2 separate regions of the Homo sapiens genome follow, and region 2 is linked to region 1. A link is an interaction called in ENCODE POLR2A ChIA-PET data of the cell type or tissue named here. Cell type or tissue: PC-3. All regions are shown on one strand. Links, peaks and the distances in the headings refer to the core of each region. The heading gives the core; the rest is flanking DNA. Region 1 overlaps PPIP5K2 (diphosphoinositol pentakisphosphate kinase 2). Region 2 has its middle 35 kb from the start of MACIR.

Region 1 (15,957 bases), core at 5,118-13,117:
ATTTCTGTTTTTCCAAATGTCAAAGATTTAAAAGACTAACACATTCTTCAAAAGGCTTTGGCCAATATTTTTAAAGTTTTAACTGGAAGTGAGCAAAGATTCCATGAAATTATCAAATTTAATGACATAATCATTATGAGTTAATTGGATTTGTAAGGAATTAGCACAATGTGAAGTGTCCAGAAAACATGGCAATTTTAAGAGTAATTGCAATGAAAATTATAGTTCAAAGCAGTAGAAGAGGAGAAAGGAAGAAGGCAGAAAAGTGGGGGTAGAGTGGGAAAGAGGGAGAAAAGGGAAGAGGAAAGAAACACATATACCTTCTCTCTCCAAGTTCATTCTAGGATATTTCAACTTAAAGGCTATTTCCTGCTACTAGATACCTCCAGAAAGATTCACATGGAATAACATCAGTACAGACAATAGATCTCAAAACTGCCTAATAAAGAAAATGCTGACTGATTACAGATGAAAGACCTAGGAAAACAGGACTTCCTGTGGTCATTTACCTTAAACTAAAGCTAAGGTGGTTCAATAATCTTGCCAATGTAGGTGACTATATAGTGAATATGCAACTGTGTATTTATGTGTAAACAAAAGAAAAATGTTGGAATTAAAAAATCATCAGGGAAATAATTTTTTTTTAAATTTGTTATTAGCAAGATGTGAGGAAACAGGGATTTTCATACACTGCTGGTCTGGGTAAAAACTGATTAAAGATTTCTGGAGCTACAGAAATGATCTTGAATGAATGGAAAGACATGTGTAAAGAGAGTGAAACAAATTTTAAAAGTCTAGATTTCCAAAGACAAGTTGGTTAAATAAATTATTCTTACATTCACACCACTCAGACATTGGGAATAATAATGTATATATAGCCTTATTGGCATGGAAAGAAGTTCTTTATGCTAAATGAAGGAAAAAATTAGGTTGTAAAATAGTATGCTTTTTCTGATTCAGTTTTCATAAAGAATGTATTTGCTATATATACGCATTTATGGAAGCAATTATATGTAAATAAATTTAAGGAAAGAGGCCTTTAAGAATATTCCAAAACATTGATATGTTTTTCTTTTGTTGGTAATGTTATAGTAATTTTTTTGCTCTATCTGTATTTTCTAGTTTTATCACAAAGATATATTACTTTTATAATCAAGAAATTTCTCTCTTCAAAACAGTGACACATTTTGCTCATCTGCCTCTATCAACTAGGACCAAACAATTTTTTAGATATGCAAGTCCTCATATGTAGTTTCAATATTTGTGCCACAAATAGAACTGATTAAAATACCAGCTAAGGCGACTTGAAAGCTTTCTATGGTGATTTCAATGAGAATGTCATTGAACTGTCTTTGGGAAATGCTACTATAAAGAACTGTCTGCATTTCATAATCTACAGATAACCAAAGAAAACATCTTTAAACTTCAATTAATATGTGTCATCTCAATTAATATAATTTTAATATCAAATTTAGTCTTTAAATGTTTTTATTTACCACTATACCATCATGGCTATAAAGCATCATTTTTAAACCAGGGCCCCAATTTTCTGAGGATTAAGCCTGGTTAAAAAGTGAAAATTTGATTCTATTGTAGCATAAACACCTATCAGAACTAGTTTAACTGTTAAAATAACTAAAATAGACCATATGCATCATTTAAGCCTAGAAATGATTGGAATTACATAATTCACATAGCACAGACATAAAAATTAATCAATCAATGTAAGAGTAGAAACTGATTTTTTAAGGCATAGTATCATTTTGAAGTACACCAGAACATATGTATATACACTTCTCTTTCACAGTGGTACCCTGTTAATCTACATTAAATTATTCTAAACAAGTTAAAACTTTGTATTATTTGGCTGAGTCAAGTCTTGAAGCTGGAAATATTATTTGCTTGAGAACTATGTATGCAAAATTTTATTTTTTTCCATTACAAACCACATTTTCATTATAAATTACTGCAAATATGTTTATAATTGTTAGTTATATTTTTGGTGATTGAAAATACCTGCCTTCTGTCCACAGTTTTTGTATTTATGAGGCCTAAAGTAACAAAGCAAGATAATATTTATTGAACTGATTCAACACTCTGAAAAAAAAAAATCCAAAGTTTCTCTTACAATAAAGATTGTCATATGAAAAAGTTAGGGAGATAAACCCAAAGTTGTCCTCTCCTCAATTTATAAAATAATCTCAGGACACCAGGGAAGCATATAAAAAGACCTTTTGTTTTAAAACTATGAATTTACCAAAAATAGAACTGATTTATGTAAACTTGGGCATAATTTTATCTGAAGAGTCAAACGATTTAAAAAATAACTTATCCGAGAAAAATAATTTTAGAGTTGTCTTCAAATAAATTCTCAGACCGTCATGAAAATCTAACCTAATTGCAGCAAAGAGAATCACCATAACATACTGAGAACAGCTGAGCTTGAAGAATTACTTTGATAGATACAAATGGTGACTCAACTCCTTCGTAACATACTAATCTTTAGTGCTTCTTCTGGTATTTAAAAAAATTTATTATGAATTTATTTAAGTTACAAGGACATGGTGAGAAATGTCTTCAACTATATAAACAATACACCTGAAATACATACACCATGTAAGGAGGAGAAATGACCATCTACAATACTGTTAACACTTGAGTTTTCTTTTCGGCTCAACTCTCAGGGACTAATTTTTCATTCCCAGTTGTAAAATATTTAGTATATATAATGGAAACAGTAGAGGGGTGAGATTAAATAAGCAATGCAATGGCACAGACATGGTTATGCTAAAGATTAGACAAAGCATTGTGTATTTAGCCTCTGAGTAGGTGATACATTTAGATATACTGACAGCCCACCTTGAAAAGTGCTTATAGCTGCCATAAATATCTTAAAGTCTTGTATTCACAGCTAATTGTTAAAAAGCATACTTACAAAACCAAAACATTTTTATTATGCAAAATAAAACTTGTCTTTTACAGAATAAAACTTAACCTTTTTCATTTGCTAAATGAAAGAAATTGTCAGGGAATGAGTCCTGTTTCCTAAGTAAATGTTTCCTAAAGGCCTAAAGACGTATTCGTAAAGTCTGAGATATTTTCATACTCTTCTAAAAATAATTTTTAAAATCACAGATTCATACAATATACCTAAAATTGTCTATATTATATATCTGATCAAATATATAGTTCTCTTTCATGTTGAAGAAACAAGCTAATTGTTAACACGTATACAAATACCTATAGGTAAGTTGTACAATTGTATGAATTCTCAGTTTTTCAAAATCTATAGGTTTTCCTGTACTGTCTATGAATATTAGGAAAGGGACAGTTATTTTAACCATTCTTATACATGTGTATTTATAAGTTAGGCTTTTTGAACTTTTTTTTCATAATCTTTATCTTTTTCATGTATTTAATATTTTCCTGCTTTCAAACTTTATGTAGTCCACGGTTGGAATACCTGATCTACTCCAACCTCCTCTTTACAATATCCAAATAATCTTGTACTGAGTTGAAAAAAGGTCCAAAAGTGACATCTGGAACTTTGTTCTTCTAACATAGTCCTGATCTCAATATGTTTTGCCACTTACCCCTTTATTATCAATCCAATTCTCTGCTTAATTGCATTTTAGTTAATTGAATTCTTGTTACACCTTTATTTTTATTCTCCTATAATGAAAAGACCCATGTCCCCCAAAAGAACAACTACATATATCTTGACCTCTAAACATTATTTTCAAAATACTTTTGCATAAAGTAAAAAGACTTGCAAAAAATTTTATATAAGACCGTAATTCTTTATGTGTTACTCTCCACATATTTCCATATAGAGATGGCAGATGCAAAACAGGTGTTCAATAAATGCTTAATTGATTTATTCCATACTGTTTTCCATTCTTTAGTTTGTTCACATATTATTATTCTCTAAGAGTATCAATTCTTAAATTAAAAAAAAACTTTACTACCTTCTTATGGCAGTGAAATACTCTGTATGCTACTATGATGATACATGTCATTATAAATTTGCCCAAACCCATATGTACAACACCAAGAGTGAACCCTAATGCACTATGGACTCTGGGTGATGTGTCAATGTAGGTTCATCAGTTATAACAAATGCACCATTCTTGTGGGGGACAATCATAATGCGGGGGAGGACGTGCTATGTATGGAGGCAGGGGCATATGGGAAATCTTTGTACCTTCTGTTTGATTTTGCTGTGAACATAAAACTGCTCTAATAAATATAGTCTACTAAAAAAAGTCACTGTAGTCAAACTATTAGAAAATCAAATAATGTGATCAATACAACCATAAAAACCTTAAAATATAAATTCATAATTACCTAATTTCCTGTTTAAAGTTACTGGTTTTCCAAGGACATGAAAACCAACTACCTTTTTATCCACCAACAGACATTTTAAAAGTATTTTTTCAATATTATAAGAAATTGATTCTTAAGAATGACTTACCTGAGGGATAACAATATCTGCTAATGCCTTCGAAAGCCTATATAATTCCATTGTGTTTTCTAATTTCAAGGAACCATTATGCTGGACATCATATTTTATACAGTCATATATGTCAGGGATTTTACTAATATCATATCTTCCATTCTTTGTTTTAAAGTCTTTCTCTAACTTGGACCATCTACGTAGCATAAGCTCCAATGTTTCACTATGGTAAAGCTGAATATCTAAAACAACATAACATTTTTAGTTTATGCAACTTAAAAATCTGATTTAGAATATATATTAATATGTTAATAATTAGAAACTTTTTAAAGTGTCAAAAATACAACTGTATGAAGTTAGAGAGTTACTTTAGGCATACGCTACTAGCAACCATATATCTTTTAGACTTAAAGGGTTAGGAACTAGGCTTAGACTTTTTCCATATATTATAGACTTTAATAACAATAAGAAGAAAAAGAGCAACAATTTTAACAAAGCTCTTTTAAGCTCATATATTTTCAATTTTCAATACTGTTATTCTTATTAGACTCACATAACTAAGTGAATAGGCAGACTAGCAGAGGAACATTAGACATTAAAAATAGTCCAAATGATCCATTTTCTGCCAGAAAAAAACCCAAGATGCCAAAGTTGTCTGAGTTACTAACCAAGTAAGCTTTGGGGCCAGAGCCTAGATCACTTTCCTGTTGCTTGCTCCTTCTTATTACCCTGTCTACTCACTGCTTAACTATATAGCAATGCTGCATAATAAGATAATCAAATGAGAATATTTTATTTTCTCTTTCATGCTGTCATGGATAAAAACCACTATAACTTAGCCATTATTTTTTTGCTTGATATACATTAACTCATACTATACATAGCTCTCAAGAGAGGCTTGATTTCTTACAACAAGATTGGTGCATCATATATTAAATGCTTAATTGAATAGTAACTTTTATTTGTTCTATGCTCTAAGAAAAACATATTTACCTGATGATTTAGGATCTTCCATTCGATGTCTGATTTGAGAAGTCAAACTCTGAATTAAGGAATAAACTTTATCACAGGTCTTCACAGGGTTTTTAATTAAATGCATTGATTTGATAAGAGAAATGCTTCCAGATGGAGTAAGCTACAAATGAGTAAAGTATATATTTTATATCTGGTTATGCCTAATTGTCTAAGAGAACAATATATATATACAAAATTTTCCAGTAGCTGGAGAATAATTCCATAGCAGAAATTAAAATGACCACAAAATACAGTTGACCCTTGAACACCACAGGTTTGAACTGCAAAGGACCACATATATGCAGGGTTTTTCCCTAAAAGTTACACCAAAATGTACTGTTTCTCCTGCCTCCCCTTCCACCTCCTTCACCTCTTCCACCCTTGAGACAGCATGACTAACCCCTCCTCTTCCTCTTTCTTTTCAGCCTACTCAATGTGAAAATAAAGATGAAGACCTCTAAGATGATCTATTTCCCCTTAAGGCATAGTAAATATATTCTCTTCCTTATAATTTTCTTAATAACATTTTCTTTTCTCTAGCTCACTCTAGAATTTTCTTAATATTTTCTTTTCTCTAGTTCCCTCTGTTGTAAGACTAGAGCATATAATACATATACAAAATACTGGGGAACTTCCAGAAAGTATGTGGAAAAATTGAATTAAAAGATAAAAGTAAAAAACTTTATTTCTCAACCTAAGGTCTGTCAGGGTCAAGACACTTTTGTAAGCGATGATACCAGCCATTTAGTCTATTCCTAAAATATGGAGGATCCTGGGAATTTACCCACGTCAATGCAGACTTTTTACATTATTAACTGAAGAAAAATGAGTGCCCCTTAAATATTTTTTTAAGATTAGGAAACAAACAGAAGTCAGAAGGAGCCACATCAGGACGACAAGGTAGATTCCTAATGATCTCCCACTGAAACTCTTGCAAAACTGCCCTTGTCTGAGAGGAATAAGCAGGAGCATTGTCATGATGGAGGACTCTGTAGTGAAGATTTTGTGGGTGTTTTCTACTAATGCTTTGGCTAACTCTCTCAAAACAATCTCATAATAAGCAGATGTTATTGCTTTTTAGCACTCCAGAAAGTCAGCAAGCAAAATGCCTTGAGCGTCCCAAAAAACTATTGCCATGACCTCTGCTCTTGACCAGTCTGCTTCTGCTTTGACTGGACCAATTCCACTTCTTGGTAGCCATTACTTTGATTGTGCTTTATCTTCAGGGTCATCCTGGTAAAATCAGTTTCATCTTCTGTTACAATTCTTCAAAGAAATGCTTTGGGATCTTCATCCCACTTGTTTAAAATTTCCATTGAAAGCTCTGCTACTGTCTATAGCTGATCTGAGCACAATGGTTCTGGCACTCTAAGCAGAAAGTTTGCTCAACTTTAATTTTTCAGTCAGAATTGTGTAAGTTAAACCAACTGAGATGTCTATGGTACTGGCTATTGTTTCTGCTGTTAATTATTGGTCTTCTTCAATTAGGGCATGAACAAGATTAATTTTTTCCTTGCAAAATTGATGTGGATGGTCTGCCTTTGAGGGCTTCATCTTCAACATCATCTCGTCCCATCTTAAAACGAGTTATCCATTTGTATACTGCTGATTTCTTCGGGAAACTGTTCCTATAAACTTTTTGTAAAGTGTCAATGATTTCACCATTTTTTTCACTTAAGCTTCACCATAAATTTGCTGTTTGTTCTTGTTTCAATTTTAGCAGAATTCATGTTGCCCCTCGCAGGGGCTCTCTTCAAACTGATGTCTTACTCTTGTTAGTGCCTCAAACTAAATCCTGTTCAGACATGTCATAACAAGATAATACAAGATTATTTTAGTGTAAAAAAAAGTTGAAATTTGTGTATAGTTTTTTCATAATGAGCATTCATATATGTTCATTGTTCACATTATTGCTAAGGCTTCCAGTCAAAGGTAGGCTTAACTTGGTAGTTAAGTTTTTGCAGAGTCAAAAGTTATACACGAATTTTTTTACTGTGAGGGGGACTGGCACTTCCAACCCCAACATTGTCTAAAGGTGAACTGTATAGTAATGAGATCAAGGAGGAAGTAAAAGACTCAGAATTCATGTTAAAAAATATTAAACCTTAGCTGTCTTATCAATAAAGAAAATTTAGCAGCAACACTCTAACTTAATGGAATTTGATGACAATCTGCTGACTCTGTTAACATGTGTAAATATGGTTCTGACCACTTGACATATATTTACATGTAATAACTCTAGGCATCTATTATTATCTTTTCCCAGATGAGTGACTTACCTGAGGTTAAGCTACTTGCTTAAGATCAAACCACTAGGATGTAAAGGAGTAGGACTCAAATGCAGGTAGTCTGGCTACAGACTGGTGCTCTAAACCACTATCCTGTTATGCCTTTGTAATGAATTTGTAATGAATTTTTTTGAATAAAAGCCATCAATAAAAATATAGTTCCACATTCCAGTTTTGACATTTAGCTTGGCAAGTTATTTAACCACATTAAGTAAGTTTCTACAATATAAAAAATGTCAAGTGCAATTCTACTTCTGGTTATAATAAACTAGGTAGTTTGGACCAATATATCCACTGAAGGGAAGTAAAAATTCTGGGCAAAGAATATCTATATGTATGCTTTAAGGAATCTGTGAAATAACAAGGTGGTAAAGAATTATGGAAGCAAAACTCAAAGGTCAGTGATCCAGAAAGTGAGCCTAGAATTTAAGGCTGTTTCTCCACTGGAAACATTTATATTTATGAATATAATAAATGACTCCAGTCAAAAGAGTGCATAAAGGAAAATATACGGCCTAGGGTGCACATTTTGTAAAAGACAGAACATTAATAACTTAGTAAGTATTCACCTGGTGTTATTAATTTCGAGAATCAGAAAAATAGCAAAATAAAACTAGAGAGGTAGAAGAAATAAAATATTAAGCAATGAGAATTAATCAAATGGAAAATAAGCATATAATTCAGAGACCTAACAAATCTTAACAATGGTTCTTTGAAAGGACTAATAAACTAATCAACCATGGTGAAACTGATCAAGAAGAAAAGGAAAAAAGTATAATGTTATGAAAGAAAAAGGGAAATCTCTATAGATCCTACACAAATTACAAAGAAATTATGAACAAACTTCTAAAAAATATAATTTAATAATATTGACATAAACATAACTGAGAAGTACTAAACTATTCTGAATTCCATAATTAGAAACTTTCCCACAAAGAAAACACCCACAGGATTTACCATACTATTTACTAGTAAAGCTTACTAAAAATTTAATGAAATATTTGTACATATACTATTCTCCTCAAATAGGAAGCATTCCCTAACTAATTTTACAAGACTAGCATAATCCTGACATTGAAATAAGACACAACAAAAATAAAAAAGTAAAGGCCAATCTGACATGAACATAGATTCAAAATTCCTAACCAAAATTTCAGCAAACTAAAATCAGTGATATGAAAGAAAAAGATCATACATGGAAAAGCTGAGGATATTCTAGAACCAAGGTTAGTTTCACATTCAAAAAACTGTAAGATATAATAGATGAAAGAAAATATGATAAAATTCAGTACGTTTTTATAATGGAAACTCAGCCAAATAGAAACAATGAAATTTCCTTATTTTGAAGGGCAGCTATATAAAATATCTACAGAAAACTTTATATTTAATGTACAAGTGTTACTAGAAATGCTACTTTTATTTAATATTATTTTGAGGGTCCTACCTATGGAAAGCAAGAAAAAGAATTTTTAAAAAACAAAGATTGGAAAAGAAAAAAAGTATAGATGTGCAGTTAAAGAATGAAACAAATCTAGATAAATTATTAGAACTAATGAGTTCGACAAGGTTGATGCCTATAATCTCAATATTTTAAAACTAATTATATTTCTATATAGCAACAACAGAGAATAAAACTTTTAAAGAGGGCCCATTTATAATTGCACAATATCAATCACCTTAGCCTAAATCTAACAAAGATGCACAAGAACTCTGTGAAGTAAATTATAAAACATTATTGAAAGATATTAAAGAATATCTAAATAAATGAGCTACACTACATTCACAGATTGAAAGACTAGAGAAAAAAATGTAAATTTGCACAAACTACAGATATCATACAACCTAAATAAAAAAATCCCAACAGTATTTTTGACCAGCTTGTTTTAAAATTTATATGAAAATGCAAAAAAAAAAAAAAAAAAAAACACTTGAAGAAGGATCCATTTGGGGTGTTGGGAGGTATTATTCATTGGCACACGGATCAACAAACAGAATACAGGGTCCAGAAACAGATCACACATATATAATAAATATGGTACTTCTGAGTAATGGGAAAGAATAGTCTTTTCAGTATGTTCTGCTGGGACACCCAGATGTATATATAGTTGCAGGGGAAATAACAACCTTGACATTCTTAGCTCATAGCACACACAAAAGTCAATTTTATCTGATATACAGATAAATGTGAAGAGCAAAACAGTAAGTTTATAGAAGATATATATATCTTATGGCCTCTTCTCCGAAAAAGATATCTTAAACAATATATTAAAATGCATTGACCCTAAGGGGAAAAAAATGAACTTGGAAATCATGAAAAACTATAACTTTTGCTTATCAAAAGATATTATTGGCTGGGCATGGTGGCTCATGCCTGTAATTCCAAAGCCTTGGGATGTCAAGGCAGGAGGATCACTTGAGGCCAAGAGTTCGAGACTAGCCTGGGCAACACAGTGAGACCCAGTCTCTACAAAAATTTAAAAAGTTAGCTGAGCATGGTGGCGTGCACCTGTAGTCTCAGCTACTCAGGAGGCTGAGGCAGGAGAATCACTTGAGCCCAGGGGTTTCAGGCCACAGTGAGCTATGATCACACCACTGCACTCCCGCCTGGGTGACAGAGCAAGACATTGTCTCTACAAAACAAAAAAACAAAAAAAAAAAAAAGAAAACACATCATGACATCATTAAGGCTCAGAGTAGGTGGTGTTAACTTTATGTTATCTACATGTAACAAAGAACTCATATCCAGAATATATAAAGAACTTCTACCATCCAAGAAGAAAAACATAGACAATTCACAGAAAAAGGACAAGAGACTTGTCCTCATTCAAGAGGATATCTAAATGGTCAATAGACATTGAAGCCACAATAAAGTAAATTCTAGGTATATCCACCAGAATGACCAAAATGGAATCATCTGAGAATCCCAAGAATGGAGAATATGTGGAGCAATGACAACTATCATTGACCTCTGGTGGGAGTGTAAATTAGCTCAATAGCATTAGAAAACACCAAAGGCAGTGGCAACAAAAGCCAAAATTGACAAATGGGATCTAATTAAACTCAAGAGCTTCTGCACAGCAAAAGAAACTACCATCAGAGTGAACAGGCAACCTACAGAATGGGAGAAAAGTTTTACAATCTACTCATCTGACAAAGGGCTAATATCCAGAATCTACAAAGAACTCAAAGAAATTTACAAGAAAAAAACAAACAACCCCATCAAAAAGTGGGTGAAGGATATGAACAGACACTTCTCAAAAGAAGACATTTATGCAGCCAACAGACACATGGCTCATCATCACTGGCCATCAGAGAAATGCAAATCAAAACCACAATGAGATACCATCTCACACCAGTTAGAATGGCAATCATTAAAAAGTCAGGAAACAACAGGTGCTGGAGAGGATGTGGAGAAATAGGAACACTTTTACACTGTTGGTGGGACTGTAAACTAGTTCAACCATTGTGGAAGACAGTATGGCGATTCCTCAAGGATCTAGAACTAGAAATACCATTTGACCCAGCCATCCCATTACTGGGTATATACCCAAAGGATTATAAATCATGCTGCTGTAAAGACACATGCACACGTATGTTTATTGTGGCACCATTCACAATAACAAAGACTTGGAACCAATCCAAATGTCCATCAATGATAGACTAGATTAAGAAAATGTGGCACATATACACCATGGAATACTATGCAGCCATAAAAAATGATGAGTTAATGTCCTTTGTAGGGACATGGATGAAGCTGGAAACCATCATTCTCAGCAAACTATCGAAAGGACAAAAAACCAAACACCGCATGTTCTCACTCACAGGTGGGAACTGAACAATGAGAACACTTGGACACAGGAAGGGGAACATCATACACTGGGGCCTGTTGTGGGGGTGGGGGTTGGGGGGAGGGAAAGCATTAGGAGATATACCTAATGTAAATGACGAGTTAATGGGTGCAGCACACCAACATGGCACATGTATACATATGTAACAAATCTGCACGTCGTGCACATGTACCCTATAACTTAAAGTATAATTTAAAAAAAAAAAAGAATGAAAAGACAAAAAAGAAAAAAAAAACAGTTTGACATTACCTGCTAACATTGTAAATAAGTATACCATGGTCACAATAATTCCACTCCTACAATATACCCAAGAGAAACGTATGCTCATTGCACAGGTGCCATACCAGGATATTCATGGCAACTTTAATCCTAACAGTCCAAAACTCTAACAATAATAGAAAGCATATATAAATTGTAATATGTTCATAAAGTAGTACATGGATCAACAAACTATAGCCTGCAGGTCAAATGTGGCCTGTTACACAGGCCATGAGCTAAGAATGGTTTTTACATGCTTAAAAGGCAGTTAAAAGAAAACAAAAACAATATGCAACAGAGACCATATTTGGACTGCAAAGTCTAATTTTTTTAAATAAAATATTTACTATCTGGCCTTTTACAGAAAAGTTCTGCCAACCCTGAAATGGAATACAGCAAACACAGCAATGATTATTAACTAACTATGACCATTACTTAATATGGTTGAATTTCACAAATAAAATATTAAATAAAAGAAGCCAAATATAAAATAAAACATGTTCTATGAACCTTAAAAAATAGCCAAAGTAAATTAATACTGTAGAGCCATTATAGAAAACAGTATGAACATTGCTCAAAAAACTGAAGACAGAAAAACCATATGATCCAACAATCCCAATACTAGGTATACAGCTAAAGGAAATGAAATCGTATATCAAGGAGATATTTGCATTCCCATTTTTATTGTAACACTGTTCACAATAGATAAGATCTGGAATCAACCTGTCCAATAACAGATGAATGAATAAAGAAAGTGTAGTATATATACAAGATGAAGTATCATCATCTAGCCTTAAAAAAGAAGGAAATCCTATCATTAGCAACAACATGGATGAACCTAGAAGACACTATGTTAAGTGAAATAAGCCAGGCACAGAATGACAAATATGTATAATCTCACTTATATGTAGAATCTAAAAAAGTTAAACTTAGAGAAGCAGAGTAAAATGATGGCTACCAGAGGCTGGAAAAGGAAGGGGTTGGGAAGATGTTGGTCAAGGGATACACAATTTCAGTTGGACAGAAGGAATAAGTTCAGGAGCTCTATTGTACAACATGGTGATTATAGTAATAGCAATATGTTTTATCCTTGAAAATTGCTGAGAGTAGATTTTAAATGTTCTCATCACAAATAAATAAGGATGTGAGGTAATACATATGTTAATTAGCTTAAGTTAGCCATTTCACAATGCATATATATTTTAAAACATGTTGTGTCATAAACATATATAATTTTAATTTGCCAATTAAAATCAATAGATTTAAAGTTAGAAAAAAGCCAAAAATTAGACTACACTGGTTAGAGACTATACTTATTATTCAAGTAAGTATTCTGGATATGAAAAGAATATAAAAAGTCAGGACAGTAGTTTTTTTGAGGAGGTAGGGAATGGGTTGCGATTGAAAAGGGGCATACAGAAGCCAAAGTTGTTCCAATGTTCTATTTCTTTACCTGGAGGATGATAACATGTGTATTTGCTTTATAATACAATAAGCTCTACATGTATGTTTTATGCACTTATCACTTTTCTGTGTGTGTGTAATATTTCACAATATAAGAGTTTGCTAAGACCCACCTTTTCATAATCTTCAGCAGTAAAATCTCTGTCTTTCTGAAGTATTTCATGAAGCCTTGCCTTCACACGTTGCTGACAACTGCTCAGAGAGTCACTATCACTATCCAAAAGACCGTTCATATTTGCACTTTTCACCATTTGAACAAGAATGGGTGTAAGCTCTCCTTCCAAAGCTAAAAGCCCCTAAGCATATTAAATAAAGAAAACACGAATTTAAAAAATTAATACGTAAAATAATATTTTGTTACATACTGATTTTCATAAAGTATAAGTTAAGTTTATCATAAATAAACTTTATTAATACTACAGTTCATTATTGTCATTTTAGAGTTTTACTTGAAAGTTCCAAATACAGAATTTTTAAATATTCCTTGGTTAAAAAAATTTTGGTTTTTTTTTGAGACAAGGGTCTGACACTGTTGCCTGCGGTAGAGTGCAGCGGTGTGATTTTGGCTCATTGCAGCCTTGACCTCCTGGGCTCAGGTGATCCTCCCATCTCAGCCTCCTGAGCTGCTGGGACTACAGGTGTGAACCACTACACCTGGCTAATTTTTATTTTTTTAATTTTTTTGCAGAGACAGGTTTCGTCATGTTGCCCAGGCTTGTCTCAAACTCCTGGGCTCTAGTGATCTGACCACCTCAGCCTCCCAAAGTGCTAGGATTACAGGTGTAAGCCACTGCGCCCAGCCAAAAATGTTTTAAGATACAATATTAGATTAAAAACTCTAATAATTCTAAAAAAAAATTATTTATACCTTTGCAAAAGCAGCTGCAGTCATCTGGACTCGTCCTTCATCAGAGGCATATATTTTGAGGTCATGTCTGTAGGTGCTATGTAATCTAAGTAAACCACAACCAGGAAATCCTGCATAATCTCCTGAAAATAAATCCTCAAATCACTTCAGCTATATTTTCATTTCATTGTATTTCTATAAATGTTTAATAACATCACAAATGAGGATTTCAAAATACAATTTATGAAATTAGTCAAATTAAAGAAAACTCTAAGATTTACCTTGACCTCCAGGATACATACACCTGAAGGCTCTTCCAAGTTCTTCAGCCTGGACCCTGCCTGCAGGAGTTAATTCACCTCCCCATTTTAGAACCAAAAGTAAAGATGGTTCTTCTCTTCGGCTGTCTATGACACATATGAATGAATAAAACAAATGTTAAGTTTATTTCTTTAAACAGACTTAAGATTCATTTTTTTCTCTGTGCTCTCTTCTGCAGTGAAATATGGCCCATATGTAAGATATTTTCTTCCTTAAATGCTGTTGCATGTATGTTCCTTAATGCCGTTTGTAGGCAGTTGCTTCTGTAAGGAATACTCCCTTGCTATACCTGTTTAAATCTTACTGAAATTTGAAAATCTCTCTCATACTTTAGAAAAATGGCTCCCAATTTTCTTCAGGGATGTAATGTTTCTCCCTTGCCTGCTCTCATAGTAATTTTTTCATTGTACTTAATTTAGTTGTGCTATGTCTGCTGGATTAACAGCTCCTTGATGCCCGAATCCAGGTTTTATCTGCCTTGCTATCAAGCACCCTTTGCAGTGCTGTCCCATGAAAGAAAATACCTTAGTTGAAGTGAAGAAGATATATATATTTTTTTGTTTTTTTTTTTTGAGACAGAGTCTCGCTTGGTCGCCCTGGCTGGAGTGCAATGGCACGATCTTGGCTCTACAGGCGCCTGGCTAATTTTTGTATTTTTAGTAGAGACGGGGTTTCACCATGTTGGCCAGGCTGGTCTCGAAATCTTGACCTCAGGTGATCCACCCACCTCGGCCTCCTAAAGTGCTGGGATTAAGGCGTGAGCCACTGCGCCCGGCCAGATACATATGTTTTTAAGATTGGAAATCGGTGATTTGCATCATTTTTAGGAAGATGTGAGATGACAGAGCCTAACATTTATTCTAATTTAAATTTTATGCAATCTAATAAATTTTACGCAAACAAAAGGTATTCAAGAGCAGCTTTTTAAATTTGAAATTGTGGAATCTCTGCATGTTACACATCAGAGTATTTTCTTGAACAAAGAAAATACCATAAGTTAATGAGTTTCTGTACTTAATTTTGACCTACTCCTTTTCATGGTATTAAGATCTGTGTTGGGTTCTGAAAAAAAAAGTAATTCAAAAATAAGCATTATAAGCACTAAAAGAACTTAATAATCATTCTTTAAAGGTGAGAGGAAATCACCCCTTCCCCTGCAGCAAGTTAGCGGTTCTGTGAGCTTTGTCATGTAGACCAATATTAATTTATGGAAAGAAAGTTAGTTACCTAACTTTTTAAATTATTTGCTTATAGAATGTTTTTGATGATAAATACTAAGATATAGAAAATTAACCTGTATTACTATTAACCACAAAATGTGATAAGAGCAATATATCAAATGTTAAACTAAATATATAAAGATTATTATAAATATGTGTCTGCATTTAAGATAATCATTAATTTTTGCTACTATAAATAATACCACTATGAATATCCCTATAGATAATCTTTCCCTGAACA
Region 2 (15,957 bases), core at 3,839-11,838, 61 kb before region 1:
AGGGAAAGTAAACTTTAAAAGCACAGAATGAAATATTGAATTTTTATATTAGTTTTCTAGATCTGCCAAAACAAAATACCCGACTGGGTCGCTTGAACACAGAAATTTATTTTATCAGAGTTCTGGAAGCTAGAGGTCCAACTTCAAGATGTTAGCAGGTTCCGTTTCTTCTCAGGCTTTTCTCTCTGCCTTGTAGATGGCCACCTTCCCACTGTACCCTTATACAGCCATCACCCCTTGGTTTTTGTGTGTCTGTGTCCTAATCTCTTCTTATAAGGACATCAGTCATATGGATGAGGGTCTACCCATATGACCTTGTTTTACTTTAATTATCTCTTTAAAGGTCCTGTCTCTAAGTACAGTCTCATTTTGAGGTACTAGGAGTTAGGACTTCAACATATGAATCTGTGGGGAACACAATTCAGCCCATAAGAAATTTTATTCTAAAGGACTATCATCAACCAGATCACTCTATTTCAATAATGTCTAAGGACCTCTGCTTTCTTACTCTTTGCTATGGTTTCAACGCTTTTGTTCCCTCTAAAACTCATTTGTTGAAAACTTAGTTTCCAATGCAATAGTGTTGGAAGGTGAGACCTAATAGGAAGTGTTTAGGTCATGGGATCTCCACCCTCATGAATGAATTAATACCACTATAAAAAGGGCTTCTTCGAATAGGTTCTCTTTCTCTTGTTTTTCTGCCAAAAAAGAAGTTCCTCCTTTCTGGAGGATACAACATTCAATGCACTATATTGGAAGCAGAAAGACCAAGTCTTAACCTCCTAACACCTACATCTGAACTTCCCAACTTCCAGAAATGTGAGATAATAAATTTCTATTCATAATAAATTATCTATCTGTTATTGTGTTATAGTGGTACAAAACAGATTAAGATGCTCTTCTACAACCTGCTTATTTGATTTTATGGGGTTATAAACAAGTCCATTAGCTATCTAGCTAATGCTGGAAGGAGGGTAGTATGGTTTGGCTCCATGTCCCCACCCAAATCTCACCTCGAATTGTAATCCCCATAATCCCCACATGTCAAGGGCAGGACCAGGTGGAGGTAATTGGATCATGGGGGTGGTTTCCCCATGCTGTTCTTGTGATAGTGAGTGAGTTCTTACAAGATCTGATGGATTTATAAGCGTCTGGCATTTCCCCTGCGTGCACTCACTCCAGTCTGCCACCCTGTGAAGAAGGTGCCTGCTTCTCCTTTACCTTCTGCCATGATTGTAAGTTTTCTGAGGCCTCCCCAGCAATGCGGAACTGTGAGTCAATTAAACCTCTTCCCTTTATAAATTACCTAGTCTTGGGTATTTCTTCATAGCAGTGTGAGAATGGACTAATACAGAGGTGAAACTGAAAACTATTATACTATTTACTCACATAATTTTCTTCTTCATTTCTTAGTATTTTACTGCTGATCCAAGTCAGAAAAAAAATCAGGTATTTCACCAACTATAATGAAGCCTACTTTTTAATATTTATCATCACTAATTCAACAAGCAATATGCAAGAATTCACATGTGATACTGTTGTAAAATAATGAGCCAGCTGGAAACATCTACTTTTTTATGTTTAATTTCCATTTTTTCTTTGTTTCGAATTTTTTATTTGTGATTATTGGGGTACATGTACAGGTTTGTTACAAGGGTATATAGCATGATGCTGAGGTTTAGGATTTTATTGATCCCATCACCCTGATAGTGAACATAGTATCCCACAGAAAAATTTTCAGCCCTTACCCACCTCACTGCCTCCCCTCTTCTGGAGTTGCTAGTGTCTATTCTTCTCATGTTTAGGTCTGTACGTACTTGATGTTTAGCTCCCACTTAAGAGAACCTGCAAGTTTTGGTTTTCTGTTTCTGTTAATTTGCTTAGGATAATGGCCTCCAGCTGCGTCTGTGTTGCTGCAAAGAACATGATTTCATTCTTTTTGTGGCTGTGTAGTATTCCATGGTGTACATGTACTACATTTTCTTTAAGCTACTGTTGATGGGCACCGACATGGTGATTCCATGTTTTTGCTATTGTGAATAGTGTTGTGACAAACATATGAATGCAGGTGGGTTTTTTTGTAGAACAATTTATTTCCTTTGGGTATTAATCCTGTTAATGGGGTTGCTGGGTTTAATGGTAGTTCTATTTTTCGCTCTGTGAGAAAACTCCAAATTTCTCTCCTTGGGGGCTGAACTAATTTACATTCTAACCAACAGTATATAAGTGTTCCCTCTTCTCCACAGTCTTGCCAACATCTGTTATTTTTTGACTTTTTAATAATTGTCTTCTTTTGAGAAGTGTCTGTTCATGTACTTTGCTTCTTTTTAAATGGGGTTTATTTGTTTTTCACTGGATTATTTAAGTTCCTTATAGATTCTAAATATTAGACCTATGTCAGATGCATCATTTGCAAATCTTTTCTCCCATTCCATTTATATTTATATATAAACAGAGCAAATGAGTCTTAAATATTCTCTCAATTCATATGTTGTCTGTTTGTGTGTGTATATAAGTTTTTAATATATATAAGTATATATATTTATATATAAACAGAACAAACAGGTCTTACATTTAAATCTTTAATCCATCGTGAGTTAGTTTTTACACACAGTAAAAGGTAAGGGTCCAGTTTCATTCTTCTGCATGTGGCTAGCCAGCTAGCCCAGCAATATTTATTCAGTAGAGAGTCTTCCCTTATTGCTTATTTTTTTCAAGTTTGTCCAAGGTCAATTGGTTGTAGGTGTGTGGCTTTATTTCTGGAGTTTCTATTCTGTTCCATTTGTCTATGTGTCTATTTTTGTACCAGTACCATGCTGTTTTGGTTGATGTAGCCTTGTAGTATAGTTTGAAGTTGAGTAATGTGATGCCCCTGGCTTTATTGTTTTTGCCTAAGTTTGGTTTGGCTATTCAGGTTCTTTTTTGGTTCCATATAAATTTAAGAACACTTTTTTTCTAATTCTGCAAAAAACGACATTGGTAATTTGATAGGAATAGTATTGAATCTATAGATTGCTTTGAGCAGTATGGACATTTTAATGATATTGATTCTTCCAATAGCATGGAATGTTTTTCCATCTGTTTGTGTCATCTGTGATTTCTTTCAGCAGTGTTTTGTAGTTCTCCTTGTAAAGATCTTTCACCTCCTTGGTTAGATGTAATCCTGGGAATTTATTCTTTGGTGGCCATTGTAAATGAGGTTCTGGTCTTGATTTGGCTCTCAGCTTGAATGTTATTGGTGCATAGAAATGCTACTGATTTTTGTATGTTGACTTTGTATCCTGAAACTTTACTGAAGTCGTATATCAGGTCTAGGGGCCTTTTGGCAGAGTCTTTAGGGTTTTCTAGGTATGGCATCATATTGTCAGTTAAGATCAATAATTTCACTTCCTCTTTTCCTATTTGGATGACTTTTTCTCTTGTCTGATTTCTTTGACTTGGACTTCCAGTAATATGTTTAATAGGAGTGGTGGCAGTGAACATCCTTGTGTTGTTTTAGTTCTTCAAGGAGATGCCTCCAGCTTTTGCCTGTGCAGTATGGTGTTGGCTGTGTGTTTGTCACAGATGGCTCTTGTTATTTTGAGGTATGTTCCTTCAATGCCTAGTATTTTAAGGGTTTTCATAATGAAGGGATGTTAAATTTTATTGAATGCTTTTCTGTATCTATTGGGGTGATCATATAGTTTTTGTTTTAACATTCTGTTTATGTGTTGAATCACGCTTATTGATTTGTGTATATTGGACCAACCCTGCATCCCAGAAATAAAGCCTACTTGATTGTGGTGAATTAACTTTTTGATATGCTGCTGGATTCAGTTTGCTCATGTTTTGTTAAGGATTTTTGCATCTAAGTTCATGAGACATATTGGTATGTAGTTTTCGTTTTGCATTGTGTCCTTTGCCAGATTTTGGTATCAGGATGACACTGGTTTCATGGAATGAGTCAGAGAGGAATCTCTCCTCCCCAGTTTTTCAGAATAGTTTTAGTAGGATTGGTACTCGCTCTTGTTTATACATATGGTAAAAATTGATTAGGAATCCATCTGGGGTTCCAGAACTTTTTGGTTGGTATATTTTTTATTACTGATTCGATTTTGGAACTCGTTATTGATCTGTCTAGGGTTTTGATTTCATCCTGATTCAATCTTGGATATGTGTTTCTAAGAATTTATCCATTTCCTTTAGATTTTCTAGTTTGTGCACATAGATGTGTCAGTAATAGTCTCTGAGGATCTTTTGTATTTCTGTAGGATCAGTTGTCATATCACCTTAGTTATTCCTTATTGTGCTTATTTGGATCTCTCTGTTTTTCTTTGTTAATCTAGCTAGGAATCTATCAACCTTATTTATCCTTTCAAAGTACAAACTTTTCATTTTGTTGATCCTTTGTATGTTTCTTTGAAGGACTCAATTTCATTTAGTTCTGCTCTGATTTTAGTTATTTCTTCTACTGGCTTTGGGATTTGTTTCTACTTGATTTTCCAGTTCCTATAAGTACAATGTGAGATTGTTAATTTGAGATCTTTCTATCTTCTTGATGTAGGTTTTTAGTGCTATACACTTTCCTCTTAACACTGCTTTTGCTATATCTCAGGTTTTGGTATGTTGTATGTCTATTTTCATTTGTTTCAAAAAGTGTTTATGTATGCCTTATTTTTATATTTACCCAGAAGTCATTCAGGAGCAAGTTGTTTAGTTTCCATGTTTTGAGAGTTTCTCTTGGTGTTGATTTTCATTTTTACTATGCTGTAGTCTGAAATGCTTGGTATGATTTCAATCTTTTTTGAATTTACTGAGATTTGCTTTGTGACAAAGCATGTGGTCAATCTTAGAGTATTTTCTATGTGCACATGAGAAAAAAGTATGTTCTGTTGTTGGTGGGTGGAGTATTCTGTAGATGTCTATTAGGTTCAATTAGTCAACTGTTGAATTTAAGTTCAGAATTTGTTAGTTTTCTGCCTTGATGATCTATCTAACACTGTCAGTGAGGTGTTGAAGTCCCCCACTATTATTATGTGGCCGTTTAATTCTTTTCCTAGGTCTAGAAATAATAGTTTTAGAAATCTGAGTGCTCCAATCTTGGGTGTGTATAGGATAAATCTTGTTGAATTGAACCCTTCTTCATTATGTAATGCCCTAGTCCTTTTTCTACTGTTGTTGATTTAAAAAGTCTGTTTTATCTGATACAAGAATAGTGACCCCTGATCTTTTTTTCCATCTGCATAACAGATCTTTCGCCACCCCTTTACTTTGAGCCTATGTGTGTTATTACATGTACTATGGTGATATGTGTCTTTTGAAAGCAACAGAATGATGGGTCTTTTTGTTTGTTTGTTTGTTTTTGTTTTCTTTTCTTTTTTAAAATAGAGACAGGGTCTTGCTATGTTGCCCATGGTGATTTCAATCTCCTGAGCTCAGTCAATCCTCCTGCCTTGGCCTCCCAAATTCCTGGGATTACAGGCATGAGCCACTGTGTCTGGCTGGGTCTTGTTTTTTTAATCCAATTTGCCACTCTATTTCTTTTCAGTGGAGCATTTAGGCTGTTTACATTCAAGGTTAATACTGATACGTGGGGATTTGTTCTTGTCATAGTGTTGTTAGCTACTTGCTTTGTAGTATCAATTGTGTAGTTGCTTTATAGGATCCATGGGCTATGTGTTTATACATGCTTTTGTGGTAGTGTATTGTTCTTTTGTTTTTATGTTTAGTACTCCCTTAAGCATCTCTTGTAGGGCTGGTCTGGTGGTGGCCAATTCCCTTAGCAATTGCTTGTCTGGAAAAGAGTTTATTTCTCCTTCGCTTACGAAGCTTAGTTTGGTGGGATATGAAATTCTTGCCTGGCATTTATTTTCTTTAAGAATGATAAAAATGGGCCCCCAATCTCTTCAGCCTTGTAAGGTTTCTGCTGAGAAGTCTTCTGTTAGTCTGATGGGTTTCCATCATAGAAGTGCACTGTTAGTCTGATGGGTTTCCTATCATAGCCTGATATAGTCCTTTTCTCTAGCTGACTTTAAGACTTTTTCTTTTGCATTGACCTTGGATAGTCTGATAACTATGTACCTTGGAGACAGTCATTTTGTATAGTAGTTCATGGAGTTCTCTGGATTTCCTGTGTCTGCATCTTGACCTGTCTAGCAAGACTGGGCACATTTTCATGAATTATATCCTCAAATGTGTTTTCTAGGTTGCTTACTTTCTCTTCTTCGCTCACAGGAATCCCAATAAGTCATAGATTTTACCACTTTACATAATCCCATATTTCTTGAAGGCTTTGTTTTAAATTCTGTTTTCTTTATTTTTGTCTGAGTTGATTTGAAAGAGCAGTCTTTGAGCTCTGAAATTCTTCTGCTTGGTCTAGTCTGTTGTTAAGGGTTCAAACTGTATTTTGAAAAATCATGTAGTAAATTTTTCAATTACAGAAGTTCTGTTTGGTTATTTCTTAATACAGCTATTTTATCTTCCAAATCCTGCATCTTTTTTCTGTTCTCCTTGTGTTGAATTTCAACTTTCTCTTGTATCTCTTTTAGTTTTTTTGTCATCAATATTCTGAATTATTTATCTGTCATTTCAGACATTTAATGTTAGGATCCATTGCTAGGGAGCTAGTGTGATCTTTGAAGGTGATGAAACACTCTGGCTTTTTGTACTTCTGGAGTTCTTATGCTGGTTCCTTCCCATCTGAGGGAGCTGACACTTCTTTTTCTGAATTGTTTATAATTTAGATGGAGTTTTTTGATATTTTATTCCTTTTTTGCCTTGAGGTTATGACTGTGGTGGATGTTGTGTATGATCTGTTAAAACTTCAGACAAATTAAATTTAGCAGCGTTTAACTGAGCAAGAAAAAACAAACAAACAAACAAACAAAAACCTATTCACAAATTCGGCAGCCTCCAGAAACACAGCAGATTCAGTGAGACTCCAGGGATGCCTCATGGGCAGAACAAATTTATAGACAAGAAAAGGAAAGTGACATACAGAAATTGGGCGTGAGTTACAGAAATAGCTGGACTGATTGGCGTTTGCCTTATTCTAACACAGTTTAAACACTTGGCAGTGTATGAGTGGTTGAAGTATGACTGCTGGGATTGGCCAAGACTCAGCTATTGTTACAGGTGCATACTGCTAAGTTAGGTTGTCAATCTTGTCTACCTATTAAGTTAGATTACAGTTCATCCACAAGGTCTAAACTACAGAAGTATGGAGTCCTTCTCCGGCCGTATTAACTCTGTTTTAACAGATCGATTAGCTTTGTTTCTGGATGCTGTTATGGGAACAGGGCTCTGTAGAGTTCCTTGGTTGCAGATAGCTTCATATGATGGGTTTTTCAGACTTGCTTGGTGTAGCAATGTATTCTTATTTGGTGGTGTAATTCAGGCTGCAGTCCAGTAGATGGTGCTTAAGAGTAAGAGATGAGCTGGCAGGAGGCTCTTAACTCTGCTTATGCACGCCTTCAGCAGGGGTGGAGGCAACAGAAAAGCACGAGTGCCCTCCCACCTCTTCCCCATACCGTTTGTCTTCATCGGGGGTGGAGCCCCTGGAAAAGCCTGAGAGGCACCTCTTTCACCCTACACTCCCTGGGACCCAGCAGGAAGAGGCGCTGCTATGTCCACGAAAGTACACTGGGGAGGCTGTCTGGAAGTGAGAGATGACCCCCATCTCCAAGTCTGTTCCCAGGCTTTGGTGTTGTGCCCTTTGGTGGCTGTCACAGCACTCATAGTTCCTTTGACCCCAAAGGGACTTTGGCGGGCTGCACTCCCCCTTCGCTTAGTGGCAGTTCACACGGAGGGTTAGATCTCCAGGTGAGTGGGGTCCACCTCCCTCCTACTCCTTGCAGCTGGTGAAGCACTCTCCCTCAACTGACCAAGGAAGCAGTCTGAGGCACCCATCAGTGACCCACACAGACCTGCTTCAGGTCGCAAAGCTGTCCCTGGCTGCAAGTCATGCTGCTCAGGAGAAACGCAGTAGGCTTCTGCAATTCTCCTCCCATTCCAGTCTTGGGATGAGAGAGAGCTTAGTTTCAGCACCCACTGCTAGGCACTCTCCAAACTCACTGCCCATTTCCGGCTGTGGGGACCTTTCCCTCGCTCCAAAGCAAATGCTCCAATCTCTGGCCCAAGACTAAAATGCCTGCCGTGGCTACCATTGCCAGGTTACCAAACAACGACCGACTTTGTATGAGCCCAGATTTAAAAAAGTATCCTCGGCCGGGGGCGATGGCTCAAGCCTGTAATCCCAGCACTTTCGGAGGCCAAGGCAGGTGGATCACCTAAGCTTAGGAGTTTGAGACCAGCCTGGCCAAAATGGTGAAACCACATCTCTACTAAAAATACAATAATTAGCTGGGCATGGTGGCGGGCGCCTGTAATCGCAGCTACTGGGAAGGCTGAGGCGAGCGAATCGCTTGAACCCGGGAAGCGGAGGTTGCAGTGAGCTGAGACCGCGCGATTGCACTCCAGCCTGGACAACAGGAGCAAAACTCCGTCTCAAACAAAACAAAACAAAAAAAGTGTCCTCTCAGTCCCAGGTCTGGAAAAATGCCTGCAGCTTTTCCCAGTGTCTTTCCCTCTCGGTATCTCAGCCTCTCCCCAAACTAGCTCCCGGGCTTGGCAGAAACAGGGTGCTCTCCCTTGGCCTGGGCTGCACAGATCACTAGCGGAAAGGCGAAACGCAAGGGGAGACTGGCTGTTCCTCTCACATACTAGGGCTTCACACATTATCAGCAGAACGCCGACGTGGGGGCTGCTTGCCCACCTTCTCCACAGAGTCTGGGGTATCCTTTGCTATTCTAGTGAACTGCTGCTTCCCTTCCTCAATTAAAGCTCACAGAGTTGACCTTTATGCACTATGTTGCTAATTCCAAGCGGAGGAAGCCCGCTGAAAGCCTCCAATCTGCCATCTGGGGCGCTCATGCTCCACCAGCCATGTTGGGTACCTCCACCTCCTCCACGCAGGCCGCAGGCCAGTGTGGCTTCCTCCTGGCCCGTAGGCCCCCCACCCCTGTGACTTGGACCCAACCAAGGGGCAACTCCAGCTCAGGGATTGCAGGGCTGGGAGGGGGCTGCACGCAGTCTGTGCAGGAGCCTGAGGGCCAGAGGGGGCAAAAGAGGAAAGTGTGTCACAGACTGGGAGGGGCAGGGGAGAGACATTTGCCTTATTATGTTTTAGTTATTTCTCCTAAAATTAATATTTCTGTATTTGAAAGGTTTCAAATAGAACAACTCACCTTTACAACATCAGGAAACATGATTACTACAGATCATTAATCTAATGTCAAAGCACATTTAAAAAAATGAGTAGGGCAAACATTCTTAGATCAACTTTTAATGCTATACTAATTATTTTCTTAATAGTTTATATCTTTAAAATACCTTGCAATTTACATGGCCATTTCTCAGTTTCTTCTAATCTTCAAAACATAATCTGAAGTATTCCTGTTCTCATTTTACAGCTGAGGAAATTGAGGCTCAGAAGGGTGTTTGCAACGTGTCCAGGCACATAGTTAATAAGCAGCAGAGCCCAGATTGGAACCATGTCTGATTCTAATGCAGAGTCAACCTATTTTAAAGGCTTTCCTAATGTTCATGCTAATATCAATTTCTAAATTAACTTTCTTTCCCAAGAGATACCTTCATGAAAAAAGGATTTCATGGTCAAGTTGTTGGTGGAGGGAAATATTGCCCATTAAATTTGCCATTAAAAGAATCACAGACATCATTTTTCAAGGCTGCAACGACTCCTGCATTAATGAAGCCTTTTAACTTTGTTAAATCTAGGCTTATTCCTTGATTCCACCGATCACTCAACTTTTTTTTCCCCAGTAATTGCTACTAACACCAAGAGGACCTACATTAATAACTTTCTAAAAGAACAGCTTATTATCAACCATTCAAAAGGCCTGGGTGCTACCAACACTACCTGTGGGCAAGCAGTATTTCAGATGTGAGTTTAGCAAAAATTAGAGCCAGAAAGTAGTCTTGAAATAACAGAAAATGTATGCCTTTGTTCTTTAGTTCTAAGTTAAAGGACATGGTACACTATAAATGCCATAAAAGTAAGAAACATTTCTAAACTTTTATCTGAGACATATAGTGCAATCCACTATCAAAAAATGTGTTAGATGCACATTTATTTCTCAAGTCAGTTTAACCATAAACAATGGTTTATAAGAAAACTGAACAAGTTAAGTCTACTTTCCTTCTCAGTAAGCAGCACAGCACTGGGGTATTCTGCTGCAGAAAGATCATTTGAAAAACCTGCTTTATGATTAAGGGACTTCTCAACATCATCACTTAATCACTTGGCCAATATCCCATATAGAGGCATATTTTCTTAAAGGGCCACTTGCAAACCAATGATATATTAGAGAGTATTTAAATATATTTGAAAATAAATTATCTTGCAAGTGGAGAGAGGAATAATTATTTTCTATGGTAATTTTCTGACAAATCAATTCTCTTTCTGTTTTCTCCCTCTTTTCTATTCATTTATTAACCTATTTTTATTGATCCAAATTCTTTATTTCAGAACTATATAGTAAAGGAATATCAAGAGCTGAGCAGAATGGGTAGAAATGGATAAGGGTCATTTACATCTTCTTTAGTGCAACAAAAGCACTAGGACATTTGGACAACCTCAAATATAATCCCTCATATAGATGCATATTAATTTGGCAGATTCTGCTCCCCTCCTCCCCACCAGAATGGAACAGAAAAAATCCAAGAATCTCTTATTACAGCACATTTCAGTCAAGTCTTTTAGATAAGTATTTCATATTGGTAGTAGATTGTATTCTTGGCTCCATGAATCTTCCTTGAGTAACTGCTTGTGATAAAAAGTCAAAAACAATTTTGAACAATTCAGTTTGCCTCTAAACATTTAGTTCTTGCTTGCATGAGTGCCTAAATATACATGCCCACCCGCCCAGCACCACAACTCCCTCACGCACATTTGCCAAATTATTTCTCTTTCCAAAAACTGAATTCCTTTGGTAAGAAAATTTGAAAACCCAGCAGTCAGACAGAAAGTCTGAAAACAACTAAACTACTTGTAAACTACTAAATTATAGTGAACTTGGATTTAATCCTACAGTTTGCACTCTACTCTCATCCCTAAACCTTGAAATTTCACCTTGCTGTAACTGATGTAACTTTGTTCCTGAGGAAGGGGCACCTAGCCTATTGTAAACTGCTACCCTTGAGTTGCTTTCATAGTGGCAATTTTTACTGATGGTCAGCTTGTATTGTTGGAGCAAATAAATGCTAACAGCAGCTAAGGCTGAAATTTCATAAATGGCCTTTCACTTTCTTCCTTGAATTAGCCTAAGTGGTATCCTTTCACCTGTTCTGCAGTATTGAGGAAAAATATTATTTTACTTTTCTGATGTGCTTTGCAATTTGCCAAGCACTCTCTCATATATTATCTTATTGTTGCTTATCTCACACACACACAAACACACACACACACACACCTGGCAAAGCATGAAAAGCAGATGCTATTCCCAGTTTTACCAATGAGGCAACTAAGGTTAAAGGAGGGTAAGTGGGCCGGGCGCAGTGGCTCACGCCTGTAATCCCAGCACCTTGGGAGGCCGAGGCAGGCGGATCACGAGGTAAGGAGATTGAGACCATCCTGGCTAACATGGTGAAACCCCATCTCTACTAAAAAAATACAAAAAAAAAAAAAAAAAATTAGCCGGGAGTGGTGGCGGTGCCTGTAGTCCCAGCTACTCAGGAGGCTGAAGCAGGAGAATGGCGTGAACCCGGGAGGCAGAGCTTGCAGTGACCCGAGATCACGCCACTGCACCACTGCACTCCAGCCTGGGCAACAGAGCGAGACTCCGTCTCAAAACAAAAAAGGAGGGTAAGCGATTTGCCCAGGGTTATGTACCACTACAGAAAAGGGATAAGACAGACAAGACACCCAGATTCTCATTCAGTTCTCTTCCCATTACCACACTACAGTTAAAGAGTTAACTGGCTAGCCACATGCAGAAAACTGAAACTGGACCCCTTCCTTACACCTTATACAAAAATTAACTCATGATGGATTAAAGATTTAAATGTAAGACCTAAAACCATGAAAACCCTAGAAGAAAACCTAGGCAATACCATACAGGACATAGGGATGGGCAAAGACTTCATGACTAAAACACCAAAAGCAATTGCAACAAAAGCCAAAATTGACAAATGGGATCTAATTAAACTAAAGAGCTTCTGCACAGCAAAAGAAACTATCATCAGAGTGAACAGCCACCTACAGAATGGGAGAAAATTTTTGCAATCATTCATCTGACAAAGGGCTATAACCAGAATCTACAAGGAACTTAAACAAATTTATAAGAAAAAAACAAACACCCCATCACAAAGTGGGCAAAGGATATGAACAGACACTTCTCAAAAGAAGACATTTATGCAGCCAACAGACACATGAAAAAATACTCATCATCACTGGTCATTAGAGAAATGCAAATCAAAACCACAATGAGATAACATCTCACGCCAGTTAGAATGGCCATCATTAAAAAGTCAGGAAACAACAGATGCTGGAAAGGATGTGGAGAAATAGGAATGCTTTTACACTGTTGGTGGGAGCGTAAATTAGTTCAACTATTGTGGAAGACAGTGTGGTGATCCCTCAAGGATCTAGAACTAGAAATACCATTTGACCCAGCAATCCCATTACTGGGTATACACCCAAAGGATTATAAATCATTCTACTAAAAAAAGATGTGTCTGAAAAGACACATGGACACATATGTTTATTGCAGCACTGTTCACAATAGCAAAGGCTTGGAACCAACCTAAATGCCCATCAATGATAGACTGGATAAAGAAAATGTGGCACATATACACCATGGAATACTACGCAGCCATAAAAAAGGATGAGTTCACATCCTTTGTAGGGACATGGATGAAGCTGGAAACCATCATTCTCAGCAAACTAACACAAGAACAGAAAACCAAACACCACATGTTCTCATTCATAAGTGGGAGTTGAACAACGAGAACACATGGACACAGGGAGGGGAACACCACACACCAGGTACTGTTGGGAGGTTGGGGGCTAGGGATAGCATTAGGAGAAATACCTAATGTAGGTGATGGGTTGATGGGTGCAGCAAACCACCATGGCACATGTATACCTATGTAACAAACCTGCATGTTCTGCACATGTATCCTAGAACTTAATTATTATTATTATTATTTTTGGGACAGAGTCTTGTTCTGTCGCCCAGGCGGGAGTGCAGTGATGCGATCTCGATCTCGGCTCACTGCAAGCTCCGCCCCCCGGGTTCATGCCATTCTCCTGCCTCAGCCTCCCCAGTAGCTGGGACTATAGGCACCTGCCACCACGCCCACCTAGTTTTTTGTATTTTTTAGTAGAGATGGGATTTCACTGTGTTAGCCAGGATGGTCTTGATCTCCTGATCTTGTGATATGCCTGCCTCGGCCTCCCAGGAACTTAAGTATAATTAAAAAAAAGAAAGAAAAGAAAGAGTTAAGATGTAAGCTGAATAAATAAAAAACAAAAATGAACTATATTTCTTGAATGAAGACTATTGGTATCCAGTCAAGTTACTTGAATTTTTGTATACTAACTAAATACTGCTTTTAATTTGGAAAATACGTCTTCAGTTATTTGTATCATGAACTACAAAAATCCCTAAGAACTATAGCCACGTAGCAAGGTTTGAAAGTTAAACATAAATAAACCTGAGAGAGAAATGTACAAAGGTTGGGCAACTTGAATTCTTTTTCTAGTTTTGTCAGTGACTTACGTGTTTCCTCTCTGGGTGTCGACTGTCTTATCTGTCAAGTAAGAACAATAATACATACTTTGCTAACTTCCCAGGGCTTTTTGTAGAACTCAGCAAAACAATTTATGATGCAGCTAAAAAGAATGTCTCCATACAAATAAAGGGCCAGCAGTTGATTTGCTTGACTGCTTTAACGTTAATTTATTTATTTTAGAGACAGAGTCTCACTCTGTCACCAAGGCTGGAGTGCAGGGCATGATCTCGGCTCACTGCAACCTCTGCCTCCCAGGTTCAAGCAATTCTCCTGTCTCAGCCTCCCAAGTGGCTGGGATTACAGGTGCCTGCCACCACTCCCAGCTAAGTTTTGTATTTTTACTACAGACAGGATTTCACCATGTTGGCCAGGCTGGTCTTGAACTCCTGACATCAAGTGATCCTCCCATCTCAGCATCCCAAAGTGCTGGGATTACAGGGGTGAGCTACTGTGCCTGGCCAGCATTTTTTAAATTGTGTGTTTTATTTCTGGTAAAATGTATAAAGTTCTGAAAATGTAATTACATAACTTTATGTTCCTTCCTGATCTTCTAATGACTACCCTCATCTATGATTTTGCTTCTACTTTTGTTTCTCATAAAGTTGTCATGGAAGGTGAGATGTACACACAAAATATTTAGTGGCTCATTTTTAGTGTGATAAGAATGAATCAGGTCACTAGAACTTATCAAGTCTTTAAAAAATAATAATAAATCAGGAATCAAAAGTTTGGCATGTTTCAATCCAAACAGATTTTGTTACAAATTAGTCTCTTCCAACTGAAAACAGAAACAAAACTAGGAATATATTCTGTGCAGTTTTGGCAATTAGCTTATTAGTAATACAAGTAGAACAATGGGTCAATGAAGCTGTCTTCTCATTCATACTAGTTCAATGTCATATCTAAAAGCTGGCAAGATTCCAGAAAGGTAAAATAACTTTATATATGGATTACAAAAGCCTGTTAGTGAGACTACTCATTTTTATAATACCAATTGTTAAGCTCTAGTTAGATGCAAAAAGCACTGTTCAACTTTCAAATGCTTAGCCTGGAGAGCCTGGGGTGTTTGCCATTTGAGAAAACTTAGAAGTAATTTGATACATAGCAATTTTCCAAATCTTGAGACTTTTCAAGGGTAGAAATGGTAAATGTGGAATTACAAGTTTGTTAAGGAAGTTATATAACAGGATATTGACATCATGGTGTCTACTTTCCTTTTTATTATTTTAAGTCATATTTACAGCTACTTTAAATTTTATTTATTTCCTTTAATTTTACTTAATTTACTTTGCAGAATATTTTTGAGAATAAATATTGTCTCTTAATCTAGAATTTGAGTATTGAGACTCAGATAGACTTAAAAAAAATAAATTGGTTATCATGTAGCTAGCAATTAACATAACTAGGAGTTGAATTGTACTATCTTCAAAGCCCACACTTTTTCTACTATTCCACACCGTATCCTTTTACAGCTTTTCACCCCATAATTCTACCTCTTGTGATTTACTGCGATGAAGTAATGTATCAGAAGAAAACAAACAGTGGGGTGCAGGGGAGGGGAGGGAAGAAAGGAATTTAAGTGCTTTACAATAAGGGATATTTAAACAAGTTACAGTACATCACTTAATGGACTATTATACATGTTATAAAAAAATAAGATTTCCCATTAAATGAAGGTTGAACTTGTGCAATTTATCTATACTTCCTTCCCAAACCACTATACACCAAGAAAAAAATAAAATAATATTAATAATAAGCTATAAAGAGAATGTGAATAAAAATAATATCACATGAGGGATGTCAACAAATTTTTGGAAAGTAGAAAGCTCAACACATTGTGATAATGAATTTAAAGAGCAGAGGCAACTGCAACCAAAGACACTGCAGACAGGGACACCAAAGAAAAGCAAACTGAATGCTCCAAGAAATGCCTAAAGGCTTGGGGCATATGGTAACTGGGAAGCAAGGATGATGGCATGGAACTTGAATGAAAGCTGTGTAAGGGACATCAGTGGTTTCTAGGCTTACCCTTCCTCCTTCCTGGAAAAACACTGTGACCCTGTCACCACGTGATTCAGAGGAAGGTACGGGCAGAGAATCTAAAACACACATGAAGTAAGACAGGAAATTAGGGGAAGCAACTTAGAGAGAATTTGGCCCAAACTG

Evidence for each region. ChIA-PET counts read pairs that join two places held together with the same protein. Peaks named below come from ENCODE experiments on the same cell type or tissue, not always from the same donor. Only the 100,000 strongest peaks of a DNase experiment are listed, where the experiment ranks them.
Region 2: POLR2A ChIA-PET joins it to region 1 with 11 read pairs; 2 of 35 experiments call an interaction of 5 or more read pairs at or near these places.

Annotation. Positions count from the first base shown.
Region 1 is chr5:103,156,813-103,172,769 of GRCh38, reverse strand. It overlaps PPIP5K2 (diphosphoinositol pentakisphosphate kinase 2), which reads right to left. Exons shown (of 31, transcript NM_001276277.3): 15 at 14,457-14,582; 16 at 14,197-14,318; 17 at 13,442-13,624; 18 at 5,450-5,591; 19 at 4,475-4,698. Among named protein-coding and RNA genes, the nearest start is that of PPIP5K2, 44 kb to the right of the region's middle. In PC-3, for the core only: no CTCF peak of the experiment used is centred there; no DNase peak of the experiment used is centred there.
Region 2 is chr5:103,216,215-103,232,171 of GRCh38, reverse strand. No RefSeq gene overlaps it. Among named protein-coding and RNA genes, the nearest start is that of MACIR, 35 kb to the left of the region's middle. In PC-3, for the core only: a CTCF peak has its summit at 7,375 (motif pointing right); DNase peaks (open chromatin) are centred at 7,071 and 7,411; H3K4me3 peaks cover 1,137 bases; H3K27ac peaks cover 272 bases.